Linked DNA regions of Homo sapiens: region 2 is linked to region 1. Evidence: read pairs that join two places in POLR2A ChIA-PET (ENCODE). Cell type or tissue: HCT116. All regions are shown on one strand. Links, peaks and the distances in the headings refer to the core of each region. The heading gives the core; the rest is flanking DNA. Region 1 overlaps RPL36A-HNRNPH2 (RPL36A-HNRNPH2 readthrough). Region 2 overlaps DRP2 (dystrophin related protein 2).

Evidence for each region. ChIA-PET counts read pairs that join two places held together with the same protein. Peaks named below come from ENCODE experiments on the same cell type or tissue, not always from the same donor. Only the 100,000 strongest peaks of a DNase experiment are listed, where the experiment ranks them.
Region 2: POLR2A ChIA-PET joins it to region 1 with 5 read pairs; 3 of 35 experiments call an interaction of 5 or more read pairs at or near these places.

Annotation. Positions count from the first base shown.
Region 1 is chrX:101,391,593-101,397,385 of GRCh38, reverse strand. It overlaps RPL36A-HNRNPH2 (RPL36A-HNRNPH2 readthrough), which reads right to left. Exons shown (of 4, transcript NM_001199974.2): 3 at 5,564-5,631. It overlaps RPL36A (ribosomal protein L36a), which reads right to left. Exons shown (of 5, transcript NM_021029.6): 3 at 5,564-5,631; 4 at 1,929-2,051; 5 at 1,231-1,658. The coding sequence ends at 1,638. Among named protein-coding and RNA genes, the nearest start is that of RPL36A-HNRNPH2, 3.5 kb to the right of the region's middle. In HCT116, for the core only: no CTCF peak of the experiment used is centred there; no DNase peak of the experiment used is centred there; H3K4me3 peaks cover 164 bases; H3K27ac peaks cover 1,554 bases.
Region 2 is chrX:101,254,876-101,262,354 of GRCh38, reverse strand. It overlaps DRP2 (dystrophin related protein 2), which reads right to left. Exons shown (of 24, transcript NM_001939.3): 19 at 7,431-7,479; 20 at 7,106-7,171; 21 at 6,094-6,237; 22 at 3,809-4,046; 23 at 2,186-2,306; 24 at 1-1,858. The coding sequence ends at 1,734. Among named protein-coding and RNA genes, the nearest start is that of TAF7L, 33 kb to the left of the region's middle. In HCT116, for the core only: CTCF peaks have their summits at 1,560 and 1,761 (motif pointing left); no DNase peak of the experiment used is centred there.

The DNA.
Region 1 (5,793 bases), core at 807-4,806:
GGTTAGGATTTCAAGACCAGCCTGGCTAACATAGTAAAGCCCTGTCTCTACTAAAAATACAAAAATTAGCCAGGTATGGTGGCGAGCTTCTGTAGCCCCAGCTACTCAGGAGACTGAGGCAGGAGAATCACTTGAACCCGGGAAGTGGGGGGGTGCAGTGACCCAAGATCACGCCACTGCATTCCAGCCTGGGCAACAGAGCAAGACTCCATCTCAAAAAAAAAAGTTCTATTTCCTTGAATAAAATTTTCCGAAGTTTAAACTTTAGGAATAAAACTATTAAACCCATATTTACTCATCCAGATACCCACCCCCCTTGTTGAGATTCTCTCCCAATTATCAAAATGTGTAGCATATTTAACTACCAAGAGCTAAACATCATTAAGACTGAAATGTATTAAGAAGGATGTATAGGCCAGGCACGGTGTCTCACGCCTGTAATCCCAACACTTTGGGAGGCCAAGTCGGGCGGATCACGAGGTCAGGAGATGGAGACCATCCTGGCCAACATGGTGAAACCCCCTCTCTACTAAAAATACAAAAATTAGCCAGGCAGGTGGCAGGCACCTGTAATCCCAGCTACTCCAGAGGCTGAGGCAGGACAATCACTTGAACCTGGGAGGCAGAGGCTGCAGTGAGCTGAGGTTGTACCAATTGCACTCCAGCCTAGGTAACGAGCAACACTCCATCTCAAAAAAAGAAAAAAAAAAAGATGTATAATTTGGAACTGTTAAGAGGCATTTTAAAGAATGGATATTTTGTCTCTTAAGATTCTTCCACCGGGGAGTTTGGCCAGACCTGGTGGCTCACACCTGTAATCCCAACATCTTGGGATGCTGAGATAGGAGTTTCACTGAAGGCCAGGAGTTCCAGACTAGCTGAGTAACAAAGAGAGACACCCAACACAAAAACTAAAATTAGCCAGGTATGGTAACAGGCACCTATAGTCCCAGCTACTCAGGAGGCTGAGGCAGGTGGACCACTTGAGCCTGCAAGCTCAAAGCTGTAGCAAGCTATGATCCACACCACTGGCACTTACGAGAGGGAGACCCTGTCTCAAAAAAAAAAAAAAAACTCCACTGGGGGGTTTCATACACTAGAAAACCTATTCTTTGTAGTTATTTTGGTATAAATATATCTACTTTAAAATGTGAGGGGGAATGTCAAAATGTTCAAGAGTGTAAGACCAAGTCCACAGACAATGTTATATATGTTACAGTGTACTGTGTCTGAAGAACAATGCCAAAATTCTTTATTAAATTAACTGTTATAACAAAGATCTGACACTTAACTCTTAGCAAAGACATCTCATATTCACTATGAATGTGTTACTGACTTCTCCCTATTAGCCTGAAATGTGTCTACTCACATGATAACCAATAACCATTGCATAATGACAAACTGCCTCATAAGGCCCCTAGTGATTGAAGTGCCAAATTAGAAAATTGCAACATATGATGTGAACTCAACCAGTCAGCTTCAATGCAAAACAAGTAGTACCAGTAAGAGGCATAAATTTCCCCACAAGCGGAATTGTATTGATGGCTCTAGCTTATTCCCTCCCAAAAGATGAACAGCAAACAAATGAAGTGAACATAAACTCAAGATTTTATTGTCTTCATAATAAAAGATGACACTTAGAACTGGATCACTTGGCCCTGTAACAGAACAGAAAAAAGTTGTTTTGTATTTTGCCATGAACTACTGCCCCATTAAGAACATTATCTGTTCCTAAAATACTCACCATGCTGTTAAGCTGCCTCATTCTTCCTTTCCTCCTTGTAGCAAAAGACCTCACATATCTTTAGCTATAGATCTAATATTTTTAGAGGATTACCCCTGAGCTCTATGCCACAATGAATAGATGTTCACCTTTTCAAATAATAAAGCTATGAAAAAGATTGCACCTTCCACCCATAATTATATACCTTTCTCTTCTTATCTCCTCCCAGTTCAAAATGCTTGCATCTTTTAATAGCCAGCATTCTCTTAGATCTGCAGTTGGGCTCAACGCACTCAAGCCTTAGCACAATCTTCTTTGTAGTTTTAGCCTGAAAAAAAATTAAATTAAAGCCTTAATAAATAACTACAGAAGATCACTTTCTTCAAAAATGACTACTTTAAGTACTATTTAAAGCAAAGCATTGCAAATGAATAGTGGGGCAACTATTCTTTTGCAATGCTTTGCTTTAAATAGTACTCAGTATACTCTTAAGCCATAGGGAGAAAATAATCTAAAAATCAGTGAATTTAAGAGAAAATGTGTAGAACTTGTGGACTAAAAAAAATAAAGAGAAGGCTGGGCACAGTGGCTCATGCCTGTAATCCTAGCACTTTGGGAGGCCGAGGCAGGCAGATCATGAGGTCAGGAGTTCAAGACCAGCCTGACCAACATGGTGAAACCCCATCTCTACTAAAAATACAAAAAAATCAGCCGGGCATGGTGGCACGTGTCTATAATCCCAGCTGCTTAGGAGGCTGAGGCAGAAGAATCACTTGAACCCGGGAGGTGGGCGGAAGTTGCAGTGAGCAGAGATCGCACCACTGCACTCCAGCCAGGGAAACAGAGACTCCATCTCAAAAAAAAAAAAAAAATATATATATATATATTATATATATAAATATATATAAAAAACATAAAAATATATATAATATATAATATATAAATATATATATATAAAGAGAAAATGTGGTAATAGCAAAGATGGCATGTCACCCAGTTGTCATCAAGTTTGAATCCAAACCCCATTCAGATCAAACATCCTAGAGCTTCCTATCAAATGGGCAACTCATCTTGCCACCCTGAACTTGTGGCCATTCAGCAGCTCTGCATAGTTCTTTAATCCCAACAGTTTGTGAGGCTGAGGCAGGATCACTTGAGCCCAGGATTTTGAGACCAGCCTGGGCAACATAGTGAGAACCCCATCTCTATAAAAGATCAATAAATTCTAAGACTACCTACAATTATGTCTAGAATTTATGTCCATTCAACTGAATTATTTAACTCAAACTACACTCCCCACTAATCCTCAACTTTTTTTATTGTTCTTTTTTTTTTTTTTTGAGATGGAGTTTTGCTCTTGTTGCCCAGGCTGGAGTGCAATGACGTGATCTCAGCTCCTTCTCCTGGGTTCAAACAATTCTCCTGCTTCAGCCTCCTGAGTAGCTGGGATAACAGGCGCCCACCACCACGCCCAGCTAATTTTTTCTTATTTTTACTAGAGATGGGGGTTTCATCATGTTGGACAGGCTGGTCTTGATCCCCTGACCTCAGGTGATACACCCGCCTTGGCCTCCCAAAGTGCTGGGATTACAGGCGCGAGCCACCACGCACGGCCTTGATTGCTCCTTTTACCTAAACAACAGAACTATTGTTTACAAGTTTTCTATTTACCAAAAAATTGCAAACATGCTACAGAGTTCTTATAAACCTTACCAGTTTCTCATCTTACATTAGTATGACTCATTAACAAACCAACACTGATGCCTTATTAACTCAAGTCCATACTTTTTTTTTATTTCCTTATGTTTTTCTAATGTCCTTTTTCTGTTCTAGGACCCCACGCAGGACACCACCTAACATTTAGTCATCATGTCTCTAGACTCCTTTGGCTGTGGCAATTTCTCAGACTTTTTTGATGACCTTGACAATTTCCGCACTACTGGTCAAGTATTTTGTAAAATGCCCCTCTTGGGATTTGTTATTTTTCTCATTAGATAGGGTTATGGATTTTTAGGTTTAAGTGTCATTTTCATCACACCTTATCAAGGGTATATATCAACATGACTCGTGACTGTTGATGTTAACCTTGATTACCTGGCTGAGGTAGTGCTTGTTAGGTTTCTCCACTGTAAAGTTTTATTGCATTTTTTCTTTGAGGTACAAACAATCCAATTACACTCTAAGTTATTTTAAAATATGTAACTAAGTTATTGACTTTAGTCACGCTGTCGTGCTATCAAATAGTTGGTCTAATTCATTCTTTTTTCTTTTTGTACCCATTAACCATCCCCACCTCCCGCCACCAGAAGTTCTCAGCTTCTGGTAACCATCCTTCTACTCTCTATATGACAAGTCCACTTGTTTTGATTTTTAGATCCCACAAACAAGAACATGTGATGCTTGTCTTTGTGTGCCTATTTCACTTAACATAACGATCTCCAGTTCCACCCATGTTGTTGTAAATGACTGGATCTCATTCTTTTTATGGCTGAATAGTACCACTGTGTATAGGTGCATTTTCTTTTTCCCTTTTTTTTTTTTTTTTTTTTGAGATGGAGTCTTGCTCTGTCGCCCAGGCTGGAGTACAGTGGCGTGATCTCGGCTCACTGCAGCCTCTGCCTCCCAGGTTCCAGCGATTCTCCTGCCTCAGCCTCCCGGGTGGCTGAGATTACAGGCCCACACCACAAGCCCGGCTAATTTTTGTATTTTTACTAGAGACGGGGTTTCACTATCTTGGCCAGGCTGGTCTCGAACTCCTGACCTCAGGTGATCCACCCGCCTCGGCTTTCCAAAGTGCTAGGCACAAGCCACCGTGCCTGGCCGCGTATAGGTACATTTTCTTTATCCATTCATCCCGATGGACACTAAGGTTGCTTCTAAATCTTAGCTATTATAAACAGTGCTACAACAAACATAGGAGTGCAGATATCTCTTTGATATACCGATTTTCTTCTGGGTATATACCCAGCAGTGGGATTGTTGGATCATATGGTAGCTCAACTTTTAAATACTCAATTTCCTAATAAGCTTGCCCCTTTAGCCAGAGTTCTGCTGCTGCTAGTTTGCAGTTCTTAATAGGCCAAAACCTAGTTAGAACCTCTGTCTTCTAAACAAGTTATCCGAATGTGAAAAGGTATAAAAAAAGCATTCTTTTTGCCACCCTGAGATCAAACCACTTACTGCATCCAAATGAGCACTAAAGTCATTCCTTAATACTTTCTGGAGCTAAACTGCACAAGAAGCAAAGTGCCAAAAGAAATGCTGTGTTGGAGAGAATGCTCCGTTCCAATCATCGTGCTAATTACTTTAAGAGTTAGCCAAATCACCTAAGGTTTGAGAGTAAACAGAAACTCGCTCAGCCTGAGAATACAGAATTCAGGAGGCTAGCAGAAAGGCCTAAATGGCTATTCTATAAGAGTTTTAAGACTTCACGAGAACAGGTAGTTGACTGCAGATTTCTGTGATGAGAAACAACAGAACAATTCTTAGTGCAACCAACAAGCGAGGATTCAGACATATTGACAGATAAGGAACAAGGCAAATGAAAGGATTTACCAGTGTACTCACACTTCAGTTCTTAGGAAAGCAGGGCACATTCCTCAATTTTTTGCCTCTTCAGAAGGGAAAGGATAAAAAATCGTAAACACTGAAATAGTGCAGTATTGTGGACTAGTCAGACATGAGTTGCATTCCCAGCTCCATCACCTACTAGATATATCAGTGCAGTGAAAACTTCGCTAAACTAACGCTATACCTATATCATGAAGTGTGTGGACTAGAGACAAGTGCATATCCTTACGGCAATTAACTGGGAAACGTCAAATAGTAACTACCACTCACCTTTTTCCGGAAAATCGGCTTAGTTTGCCCACCATAGCCACTCTGCTTCCTGTCATAACGCCGCTTTCCTGGGAAAACGAATTGGTATTTGTTATAAAATACTGAAGATCAGCAAGTAAGTCTTACAGGTTTTATCTTAATTTCGCAGCAGAAATATTAACGCTCAAGCCAGGCGTGGAGGGAGAGAGACCCGGACTCGTATGTTATTCTACAACACAAATGTCACATTA
Region 2 (7,479 bases), core at 1,127-5,126, 140 kb after region 1:
CTTGGGTTTGCTCTATTTTGGCACCTGAACCATTTAGGGGAGCCCAGGAAAATTCACCCAAGGCCCAGGTCTCAAGGGAACAAGATTTGGAATGAGTGAAGAGAACAGTGACTCTTCCTGTTAGATTCTCTGTGACCACAGGTTTCTGTTGCTTTGGTCTTGAGGACAGCCCACCCCAAACATCAATGGAGAGAGATATCCTAGGGGAACAGCCAGGATACATCTATCTTTCCAACCAGAGGCTGGGGCTAACAAAGAGCAAGGCAGAACATTAATACTTCAAGAGGTATTAGAATTTAATGTGTGAGTGAGGCCAGGAGAGCACTGATGTACAGTAGATATGTAGAATAGATATGTATGTATATAAACTTAGGCAAATGAAGTCAACTGCAGGGCTCTAGGTTATAAAGCTCCTCTTGGGAGAAAGCTGCCTAAGTGGGCTCTGAATCTATTCAACATTCCCAAGCCCACTCCCCCACCCCTACTATCTATTCTGAACAGTTTCTGGATAAAGAGATCATGGTATATGTCGCCTAGGAAGAGCTAGTTCAGTTTGAGGATTGGATTCACCTTCCAGAGTTAGAAATAACAATTTTAGGCACAGGAAGGCCTTGCTGTTGTTGTCTGGGTGGAAAGTGGCCAGCTTCCTGATTTGTGGCCTGTGGCTCCTATGGAGGGGCCACTACACACGGTAGCCAGTTGCAAATGCCTTATGATTAGCTGGGGACAATCAGCCACCTCACCTGATTCAGCCTGAGAGCTAGAAGGGTCACAGCCTGGAAGGGTGTTGGATGGCAGTCATACTACTCCAGACTTGAGGTGGGCTTCCTCTTCCTTACCCAAGGAAAGCAACACTCCCTTGCTCAGCAAGCTGCCACTGTGTCCTCAGGTCTGTGAGGACAGACTCAGAGGAGCAAAGGGTGGCTTCAGCCAGGTTTCCAGAGCAACTCGCAACTCAGTGGGTCTCTCAAAATGCTGAGGACTTTAAGAAATAGGAAGATGTGGGGCAAAAAAAAAATCTAAACCCATAAGTATGGATTTAATGCTTCCAAATATAACGTAGAAGAACCAGAATGAACTGTTCTCCCCTTAAGGAAGGTCTGTCAGGGACTGAGGCTAAAGAAAATGAAGATATTTGAGGAGAAACCAATACCTAGGTAGCATTAGGATGGCTAGCAATCTGTCCTGGAGCTGAAGTAATAGAACACACACTGCCCAGACTTTTTCAGGGGCACTTGGGGTGGGGAAGGTGTCTCGGGGATACCCTTTTGCCTCCCTGAGTTGCGCCAGAGAGTAGGGGTAAACCCTGTGGATTCATAATGCTGGATGGAACCTTGGGGTAATTAGGCTTCTCTCTTTCCATAATTCCACGGAGAAGGAAGAGGGGCCAACATGTACCGCTTAGCTCTGCAAGGCAGCTTCTCTGCTCCCCATCTGAATGGCCAAGTGATATTTGCCTGGGCTGCAACAGAAAGGTACTTAAAGGGCTGATCTCGAACTTGAAGATTAAAGGGAACATTTCTAGGGTCAGAAGAATCATGCCTCCCCTTCTCCCATCACTGCCCGCATGCACCTCACATACCACCAGATCCCTGCTGCTGCCCAGAGCCCAAATAATACTAGTTGAGGAATGTGGGGCCAGTGGAAACTGGAAAGGTTGGGTGAAGGCTGAGGAAAGGCTTTGACCGGAACCAGGAGAGGACTATGAACTATAGGATGGGGATCTGGCTCCATCAAGAGGCCAGCAGGGTGTTGGCAGTCACATCAGAACTTCGCACACTGGGGAAGGCATGACGGAGTTTCTCCATGATGTCCTCCAAGCACAGGCTGACATCCTGGCTCTTTGACCCCACATCATCTGGGTTAAAAAACAGAGATTTGAGAAGAGAACTAGAGACTCCTTTATGAGGCCAAGGGGTCAGATAGAATTCTGCCAGCTGAAGGGCAGACCTGCCCGCAGCATTTGCATCTTCCCAGCACAATGCCTAATACATAGGTTGTGCTCAATGTATATTTATTTGTGGAATAAGCATATGAATTAATCAATCAGTAAACCAATCATCCCTGACCCTAAGCACAAAGCCAAGAGGAGAAACCAGTCCCAGCCCCGCAAAGCCTTGGGCAGGAAATCGAGGGCAGGACAAAGCCATGGAGAAAGGGGCTGGGAAAGGCCAGGGGAACTCACCTGCAGCCTCGGTATCTGGAGTAGTCTGTCCCTTCTCCCGGGGGTGACTGCCTTCTGACTGCTGTGGAGAGGAAGCTAGGGACGAGCCTGCAGAGCCACTGCCATCTGATTCGGTGGGTGGCTAGCAAGAGGTAAGGCATGACTTAAGTGGATTTGCCTTCCTGACCTTACTCTGACAGACTCCTGAGCTTAGAAGGGACCTGAGAGACTTCATACCATCCCTTTACCCTTAGACTTTAAGAAGCTTTTGGTATTACCTAAAACAGTGGCTTCCACTTTTAGGAAACTTCTTAGAATATTGAATTACCCATTACCTTCTTCCTTTAACAACATGTGTCAAAGGCTCCCAGTTCTTATAAGAATGGCATTGTAGGCTGGGCGCGGTGGCTCACGCCTGTAATCCCAGCACTTTGGGAGGCTGACGCAGGCGGATCACCTGAGGTCAGGAGTTCAAGACCAGCCTAACCAACATGGAGAAACCCCGTCTCCACTAAAAATACAAAATTAGCCGGGCATGGTGGCCCATGCCTATAATCCCAGCTACTTGGGAGGCTGAGGCAGGAGAATCGCTTGAACCTGGGAGGCGGAGGTTGCAGTGAGCTGAGATCGAGCCATTACACTCCAGCCTGGGCAACAAGAGCCAAACTCTGTCTTGAAAATTAATTAATTAATTAATTAATTAAATAAAGAATGGCATTGTACCTAAAGGTCTCTTGCTGTCATTTCAGCTATAATTAAGCTATTTAGAACACAATTCTCTCTGGAAATGTAGAGTTTCACACCTGATCCTTGGTTCATGACATAGCATATGTTAGAAACCTCCAGGAATCCATAGAGGCCATTCCTTGGAGGATCTGGGGAAGAGGCAGAAGAGTGGTATTTTCCATTACATATAATGACAATAATAGGTAACATTTATGAAGTGTGTACTAAATTCCTGGCATCATGCTAAATTCCATAAATGCATTATCTCCTTTTATGTTCACCACAATTCTATGAAGTTGGTACTGTTACCATCTCTGTTGTACAGATGAGGAAACTGGGGCTTAGAGAGGTTAACTAACTGTCCAAACACCCCACAGTCAATTGGCAGAGCCACATGCAAACCCAGAGCTGCCTGACTCCAGAGCTTTACCACAGCATACACATTGCCTCTCAGAGATGAAAGGTGCAAAAAGTAACAAGAAACACCTTTAGATAGCACTAATCTTTCTCTTGCCAAACTTGTCCCAACCCACTTCTTTCTAGCAAATACCATACTAGCAAAATCAATGTTTTAGATGATTTTTGAAGTTTGTTCTTTTAGTATGGGATTCCAATGGGTTGTGAAGAAATAAGCCCTCAGAAGTCTTCTCTCTGCCCCAGGCCCCACAGTGGCTGGAGAGTGACACACAGGGTGGCATGGAAGGTAGGTGGAAGAGAGTTGGCTGAAGATGTGACCATACCAGTCTCTTCTTTCCCCCGCCCCCCCACCAACCGCAGGCCCAGTTCTCTTCAGGAAGTTACCTGACAGCCACTGCCAAGGAGCTCTCTCTTGTGTCTTCTTTGCCACAGCCCTCAGCTCCCCAGCCCTTCCCCTGGGCTCAGAGGCCACCCTGGCTCTTTTCCTGTCTCCATCCTCACCTGCAGGAGAAGCTCCCTCAGACGCTGCAGCTGGGACTCTAGCTGCTTGTTGTGATCTTCGAGGATCTGCATGCGCGTCTCCAGGCGGCTCTTATGTTGCCGAAGGATACGGGCCTCGGCCAGAAGCTCCTCATTGCGGTGGTCTGTTGCTGCCTCAGTGGAGCCGTCAGCCAGACTGGGTGCCTCAGCTGCCTCCTCATGCTGCCACTTCAGGCGCCTCAGCTCTCCCTGGAGAATCCTGCCATGGAGAGAGACACCAAGACCTATGGCTCTAACAGGGCTCTGACTGTCCAGGTTTCAGATGTCCCCTCAGGCCTAGGTGTGAACAATCCCTGTGCTCTTCCACCCTACCTCACCCCCACCCCCATCCCCACCCCCAGCTGTGCTCTTGCTTGAATGGCCACATCCACTTCCTCTCCAGCACATATGTCATTTACTCTGCCATCCTGAGACCTCAGAGCAGAGAAAGTTGACATTTTGCGTAAGAAATGTCTCAGGGCTTTGATGTGCTGCTTTAGGGATTAATTCTGACCTTAAAATCAGGCAGAAACACAGTCTGCAAATAAAGGAGGCATTAGGGCCACTGACTCACCTACTCCATTTTTAGATGTTTAGATTCCAAGGGAAAACATAACATAAACAAGAGACCACCTGTCTTGCCTCTTCTCTCCACAATCCTCCTCTTTGGCCCACTTTGAACACCCATGCTGGGTCATCAAAAAAACAAATTCCAAACAGGTGGCCTACTTTTGGGGATATCACTTTTGGCTTTGTTCGTTTTTTCTTTATTTGCAACAGAACAGTCACTCTCAGCCCAGTGTTTCCCAGGGCCTGCAGACTGCTGCTCAAAGGCAGTGTTTCTCAAATGATTCATGGCAAAAATCCAGGTTTTTTTTTTTTTCACTCTGTTGTGGACCAGTATGTGGTCCCAATGCACATGACTAGTACATAGCTCACACCACGTAATTCATCACACAAGTTCAACAACACTCAAACTGGTCTCTACCCTATTCAACGAGATGAGCCTACTAATTTGGTGCTTGAATATCATAGCAATGTCAAATTGCTGTAAAAGTTTCTAAAAGCTTACTCTCTCTTTTTTTTTTTTTTTTTTTTTATCTTGCCTTGGACTGGTCACAAACTGGTCACAAACTGGCCCTGGTCTGCTCTCCAAACTCTGAGTAGCACTGTTCTAAAGACTTGCTACTCCAAGTGTGGCCTGTGGAACAGCAGTATGGGCATCCACTGGGAGCTAGTGAGAAACGCAGAAACTCAGGCCCCACCCAGACCTGTGACTTAGAATTTGTATTTTACCAAGCTTCCCAAGTGACTATCTTATGCACTACTGTTTGCAAAGCACTGCTCTAAGGGGTACTACGAATTCTACTTCATGCCCCATAAGAGGCTTGGACCCTCCTTAGGTACCTGCTGCCACCTTTACTTTATGGAAAGTCATGTCTTCCCTGTATTCTTCTTCACCATCCCTATTCCAGACCTCCAACGCTCTATGTAGTGTCATTGTCCTCTGGAATACTTTTACTAGGTGATACACATTTCTTTCCACTTCCAACATTGAAAGGTCTCTGAGGGCAGGAACATGTCATACCCTCTCCTGTTTTCTCTATGCATTCTCTCTGCTTGCATCTTGTGTGTTCTTGGAAAAATTTGGGTTACATTAAAAGGATTCAGGCCAGGCACAGTGGCTCATGCCTGTAATCCCAGCACTTTGGGAAGCCGGGGTGAGCAGATCACTTGAGGTCAGGAGTTCAAGACCAGCCTGGCCAACATGGTGAAACCCCGTCTCTACTAAAAATACCAAAAAAAAAAAAAATTAGCCAGGCATGGTGGTGCATGCCTGTAGTCCCAGCTACTCGGGACGCTAAGGCATGAGAATCGTTTGAACTCAGGAGCCAGAGGTTGCAGTGAGCCGAGATCACGACACTGCACTCCAGCCTGGGCAACAGAGTGAGACTCTGTCTCAAAAAAAAAAAAAATTTAAAAGTTTTCAAATAATTATTATAATAGCTAGCATTTATTGAACCCTTACTATAAGCCAGGCACTGAGCCAAACACATTATATGCCTGATCTCATTTGGTCTTCACAAGTGACCCTAGGAGGCAGGTTTGATGATCATCATCCCCGTTTTACAGATAAGGAAATAGAGGATTACAGAATATAAGTAACTTGCTCAAGGTCAGACAGCTAGGATGTAGAAGTGCCTGGACTTAAATTCAATCTGTCTGCCTCAAGAACCCACACAGATTTCTGCTATCATCACACCCACCGGTTCTCATCTTCCAAGTGGGCCAGGATCTTCTGTAGCTCCCCTTTGCTTTCTGTGGCCACACTGCATGGAGCCTGCTGTCCAAAGGCTGGCTCCCGGTCTGTGATGGGGCTGGAGTGCCGCAGCAGGTACTGGTCCTCGTCTCTGCATGGGTGTGGGGAAAGCAGAGTAGGTGACCAGTTGTTGAACAGAGAAACAACTCAGCTCTCAGCTCAGGCCCCAGGAAATGCATGCTGGAGGATTCACTTCTAAGTCACATCGAGAGGGAAAGGACATATACTGAGGCTTGAGAGGGATGAAAGTGTTCAAAGGAGGCAGAGGCTGTGGTTGGGGGTATTGAGAGAGTGTTTTCAGGATGCAGGTATCTGGGTTCTACTTACAGCCCACCCCCCTCCCCGGGAAACAATGAGCAAATCATTTCCCTTTCTGTGCTGTTCCCCTACTCTACCCTCCTTTGTTTCCTCTTCCTCTAGAGGGATCTGGGTCCCAGTCAGGGCAGATTGATCCATGTAGCCAGAAGCTCCTAGGACCTCTGAGCAGGGTGGGGACCTCCCTAGAGACACAAGGCCCCTTCTCTGGGCTGTCATACCAGGGAGTTCCCTTGGCTATAGTTCAGCCAAGTCCCTGATGTCTCCCAGGGTTAGTGTAGCACTAGATAGGGCTTTGGCATCTTGAGCACAAGATAATGGCTCCTTTCTGCAACTTCAGATGAGGGAGGGCATATTCTTCGTTCCTCAAAGTTGTGTATAGAAGGATGGGATCTTGCAACAGGAAGGGACTTGGAAAGATGGCAGAGAGCTAGTACATCACTCATTTCCTAGGTTGATTGATAGAGGGAAGACTGCCTTTCTTACTGAACACCGTGCCCAGAAAGCAGCCTTCCTTCCTTAGGGAGCTAAGGATCCTAACCACCACACACCCCCATTCCCTGGAGGATATACCCTTCCCAAACAGTGGCACAAAGATCTCAAGGAGAACTATTTCTGGCAAATAAGCAGCTGTGGAAACTCACATGCTGTCATCTGGGGACAAGCTGTCATTAAAGAAGGAGCAATTTTGACTTTCCATCTCAGCAAGCCTAGGAATAAAGAGCAGAGGCAGGAGAGAAAACAGGATGTGGGGCCTGCTTCCATCTCAAGGACTTTAATCTCACAGCAGGATCATTGGCTTTGAGAGCTGCCCCAACTACTCCTAAGTGTTGGGTCTTGCTGGCTGCTGCACACCCCACTGTGCACATCCCCTGGCCCTGACTCCATTCTCCTTGCCCCGACTGAAGATCCTTTCCCCTCGGACTTCCTACAACAGCTCCTACCCACCTCCCGCAAACCTGGTGGTACCTGCTGGCAAAATGCTCAATTCGGGAGTGTGTGTCGGCGTGTGGCCACA